2 separate regions of the Homo sapiens genome follow, and region 2 is linked to region 1. The links are chromatin loops, found by intact Hi-C in ENCODE. Cell type or tissue: GM12878. All regions are shown on one strand.

What was found. Peaks named below come from ENCODE experiments on the same cell type or tissue, not always from the same donor. Only the 100,000 strongest peaks of a DNase experiment are listed, where the experiment ranks them.
Region 2: it touches region 1 in a loop (2.4-fold over the local background); 3 of 110 quality-filtered maps call a loop at or near these places.

The regions. Positions count from the first base shown.
Region 1 is chr10:91,005,058-91,007,557 of GRCh38, reverse strand. All of the region lies in intron 1 of LOC124902479 (a long non-coding RNA gene), which reads left to right. Among named protein-coding and RNA genes, the nearest start is that of LINC00502, 40 kb to the left of the region's middle. In GM12878, a CTCF peak has its summit at 1,108 (motif pointing left); DNase peaks (open chromatin) are centred at 387, 1,107 and 1,867; H3K4me3 peaks cover 901 bases; H3K27ac peaks cover 2,436 bases.
Region 2 is chr10:91,102,630-91,105,129 of GRCh38, reverse strand. It overlaps LOC105378429 (a long non-coding RNA gene), which reads right to left and starts at 1,990. Exons shown (of 3, transcript XR_946203.3): 1 at 1,778-1,990. RefSeq lists an enhancer at 1,288-1,337. In GM12878, no CTCF peak of the experiment used is centred here; a DNase peak (open chromatin) is centred at 1,200.

The DNA.
Region 1 (2,500 bases):
AAACCCTACTCCCAAGGGATGCCTGTTTCTATTCTTGTGAGTGGTTCATTTTGGTTCTTTCTCTTAGGTTGAGATTAACTGGTGATCACTGGTTTTATTACATATGAAAACTTTCGGCACGGTCTTTACCGAAATGGAGGAAAAAAAGTGATTCTTTCTTAAGTTCTTTGGTTAGACTATTCAATAGGCACATTTTTTGTTCTTATCTAATATGGCAGTCTAGTAAGAAAATTGAGGAAAAATGCAGGATTACTAGCTCCCCATGAACCCCTTTCCTCCCTCTGCCCAAGTCTTAACTATACAGCATCACGATGTAAATGGAGGTAGACAAGGAGAGCACAGATGACACCAAAGCAATGCAATCTGAAACTATCAAAAGTTCCACTTCTCACACCACAAACTCCTTTGTTGGTTAGTTGTGAGTGGGTATTTATAGAACTAGCACTGTACTTTCATTTTGAGACAGCAGCTTGCTTTTAGCCTGAGCAATAATTAGATAAATTATTCCCTTCACTTCAGATTATTAGTGACTAAAACTCTGCCTAGAGATTTTTGAAACTTTGATCAGCATAAACTGGAAAAACAGTCACTTAAATGCTGCAAGTGATTTTCCATCTTGTAGGAGGTAGAGATATCAATAATCCTGCCAGGGTAGAGTCTCTCTTTATCAGACCCACCAGCCAGGTATCTTTTCACAAATGTAAAGCAAGTACCTACCCATTGCTTCTTGCTGGAAAAACAAAAAGAGGAAAGTATCAAGTTACCATCAAATGGGATGTTGTTCAGACTAGAAGCTCATTGTTCTGTTTGGAAATACAAACTGTGTGTTTGCTAGAGTCAGAGCTGCTTCTCTGCATACTTTTTTGGTCCTGGGGCTTGCTTTTTTGGGTCCAAGCTGAAGAATTGGATATAGAAAAGAGAAGAAAAGCATGAGATCCAAATCTCATGCTAAAGGAACTGGATGGAGTTTGGCACAGCTTAGCTCAGACTGGACCACTGCTGTCACATGCACGTTGTTATTTGAGACTGAATTACACAGAATGCACTGATGTTGGACTCTGATATGCAGTGATGTAATTGTCATGTTGAGGCCTACAGGGCAAGGCCACCCCCTAGTGGTAGGGGTTGGGATTGCTTCTTATGGAAGAAAAAATTACCACTGAATCATTCCAAGAAAAACCAATTATATCATGATTAGGTTAAACCTTAAATAGCAGTGGCTGAAATACACAAGGGTGTGCTTCTCTTTCTAAAAGGACATCTAGAAGTAGGCATTCGGAGCTATTCAGGTAGATCCTTGTTTCCCAAGGACTCAGGATTCCTTCTTCCTGCTTCATTAGCCTCAATGAATGGCTTGTTCTCAGGGTCACAGGATGGCTGCTGGAGCTCCAGCCATCATATCCACATTGAAGCCTAGAAGGAAGAAAGATGAAAGAGGAAAAATTAATAGCATGTGTGAGTGTATGTGTATTGGAGTGAGACCTCCTCACTGATTCTCCCTTTAAATAGCTTTTCTGACATTCCCCCAAACACTTCCACAGCTGGCTGAGGAATTGAGAAATGAAGCCTGTTATCTGGGCACTTTACCCTCCTAAGTAAATCAGGGTGCTTTTTACTAAGAAAGCGGGGGAATGAATGCCAGGCAGCAGTAGTAGTTTCTACCTCTCTGGGAAGCCAGCCTGAAACTAGAGGGACAGAGAAGTCTTTTCTCTCTCAAAGCCATTTGACAGCTGGGCCCAAACTTTCTGGTGGCAGACATGTGCTGGACTCTCATGTGGAGCTGGACCTGCTACTGAGAATGGCTCTGGTAGGTGTGTTTCAGGTAGCTGCTTTGCCAAAAGTTGAAATTACCTTTGAGGCTGAGCTTTCCTTCCATTATCCATAAGCCTTTGAAGAAGTTTTGTTAATTGTCTGGTGGTGATATGGTTCGGCTGTGTCCCCATGCAAATCTCTATCTTGAATTATAGCTCCCATAATCCCCACATGTTGTGAGAGGAACTAGGTGGGAGGTAATTGAATCATGGGGGTGAGTTTTCTCGTGCTGTTCTCATGATAGTGAATAAGTCTCATAAGATCTGATGGTTTTACAAAGGGGAGTTCCCCTGCACATGCTCTCTTGCCTGCTGCCATGTCAGACGTGACTTTGCTCCTCATTCAACTTCTGCCATGATTGTGAGGCCTCCCCAGCCATGTGGGACTGTGAGTCCATTAAACCTCCTTTTCTTTATAAATTACCCAGTCTTGGGTATTTTATTAGCAGTGTGAGAACAGACTAATACAATAAATTGGTGCTGCAGAAAGTGGGGAGCTGCTGTAAAGATACCCAAAAATGTGGAAGCAACTTTGGAACTGGGTAATGGGCAGAGGTTGGAACAGTTGGGGCTCAGAAGAAGGTAGAAAAATGTGGGAATGTTTGGAATTTCCTAGAGACTTGGAGGGCTCAGAAGATAGGAAGATGTGGGAAAGTTTGGAACTTCCTAGGGACTTGTTGAATGGCTTT
Region 2 (2,500 bases), 98 kb before region 1:
AATTATTCTTCCTTCTCATTCGAAAGCATTGGGAGGGAAACAAATAGTGCCGGCCCTGTGCAGGGAGGGAGAAGGTGTAGTTTCCTCTCTCCACTCAGAGGAGCGGCAGCCCATTTGGGAAAGAGATGAGAATCTGGTGGTGGCCGTTTCCTCTGCTAATTCTTCAGGCCAGAGTATGCTATAGGCTGGGGTAGGAGTGAGAGGGGGTGTGGGAGTGGAGCAGCTCCCTAGCAGGGAGGAGTGTTAGCACAAAGAATAATTCACAAGCCGACTTTAATTCTTGGTATCTTTAATAGTGAGGCATGGTCTAGACTGGGTGTGTGGGTGTGTCAACAGAGGAGAGGAAGAGAGAGGGGCACCTGAAACAAAATAGTAACATCTCCTTTGAGATCAGAGCCTTTCTGCTGAAGTTCTCCCTGCCTTTCCCCCAGGATTTTGTCTGAGGCTTCTTCTCTGGAGAAATTTGGAGCCCCCAGTTTCCTAGAAATGGTCTCCCATGTGGTACCTGCGAGTGTGGACCAAGGGCTGCCCGCCCAGTGTGGAAGAATGACGAGGTGCTACAGGCAGAACAGATGAACTTGGCCAAGAGGGAAGAGGAACTGAGACCCTGAAAACATTGAAGTCAGGGGTCACAAGCTCAGACACGTAAACTAAATAAAGCTGGCTGGTGTCAGAGGGAAAATACTATAGAATCTTTCCTATTTGTTTAGAAATTCTGGCTCTTTCAATGTAGCATTGCATTTTCCCACTTACGGTGGGAATATGGGTCCAGATAAATATTTCTATGCGCGTGTTAGGAAAACAAAACTCTTGGCTTCTGTACTGTGGATCCAAATCCCCAGGGTGGGGAGGCGCTGTGTAGCTCAGAGCAGGCTTGTCCCGAGCGAAGTGTGGGTGGCTGCTGCTGGGCTCTGATCCCTGCAGGAATGGGGGTGAACTGAAGCCAGCACTCCTGATTTGATGAGGGAACCTAGCAGTCTGGACTGTCATGGGAACTCTTCTAATATTTGAATGTTGGTTCAATTAAAAACAAGAGCACAGCATTGGAGACCAAAGAAAATACACCAGATGTGGCCCTTAGGCCACTCTTTTTTGAAGTCTGCATCAAACAAAGTTTCTCCTTTGTTCCCCAAGGGAGGTAAGATAACAATTTCCTGTGTAGGCTGAGCCGTCCTAGAGTGCAGTGGTGCGGACACCTCTCCCTCACCAGGGCTGGTCATACCCCACAGCTGCTCTTGTGAGATAATAAACGCATACAGTCCCCTGGGCAGTTCCTAAGGAGAAGTCCAAGGCTGCAAATGGTTCTGCCATTTCATGCATCCCTTCCACTTCTCCCTAGTTGAAAATTCTTCTTGTCCTGAAGGTACTCATGGCCAAAGGCAGCTCCAGCATTTCTATTTAGAAAGGATTTAGGGCTGACAATCTGGTTGCATGGAAGGTGGAACTTGAAGCTGCCTTTACACAGTGCTTTATAATACTGATTGAGAAAAGGCTGTAAATTGTCCTTATCACACTATGAAGAGAAAGCTGCCTGAGGCCCTCATAATATCTCCATCTCCCCGGTGGAAACATTCTTAGCATGCGATCAGAGACACAGCTGTTCCCACAAGGGCATCAATAAATGAGCAGGCTTTATTGTGGTATCTTTTTCTCAAGAATAGTTGTATCCTTGCAATTCTTTTAAGCCAAATGAATTCATCTTTATTAGTGAAATGCTGCTCAGGGCACTCTGTTTAAATCCTTTTAGGATTAAATACAAAGACCGGAGATCACTCACCAAGCCAGTTGGATCCAGCCTCTGCTTGCCTTGCCGCTCCGACCTCACACAGCTCATCCTTCCCTTTCATTGAGTGGTTTTTAGTTTCTTGAAGGTGTGACACTTTCTCCTTTTAGTGTCCCTTGATTTAGCTGGCTCCTGCCATCGTTCAGGCCACTTGAGATGTCACTTGCTCTAGATTGTCCTCCCTGCCCCTCCACCCTCTGCCTTGGGGCTAGATGCCCTTCCTCCATGCCCTTTCAATCATACCCTCTGATTGTGTTACTGATTGTGATCCTACTGCTCTGATTGTGATCCTACTGCACTGTTCAGCCTGCTGCAAGACAGGTTGCTCCAAGAAGCAGAAACAGAGTCATAGTCAGGAGCAGAAAAGATTGAGGAGAGATTCTGAAAAGAAAAGAGGAGCGCATCCATGTTCTAGGGCTGCCACAACAGATCACTATCACCTTGGTGGCTGAAAACAATAAAATTGATTATCTTGAAGTTCTAGAGGCATTCAGGTTCAGATGTCCATTATCAAGGTATCAGTAGGGCTGCATTTCCTCCAAAGGCTGGGGGTGGGGTGGAGAATCTCTTCCTTTCACTTCTGGCCGCTCCAGGCACTCTTTAGCTTGTGGCTGCATCACTCCAGTCTCTGCTTAGGTGGTCGCATGGCTTTTTCCTCTTCTCTGTGTCTTTTTCCTCTGTGTGTTTATCTTATTAGAATACACGTGATTACATTTA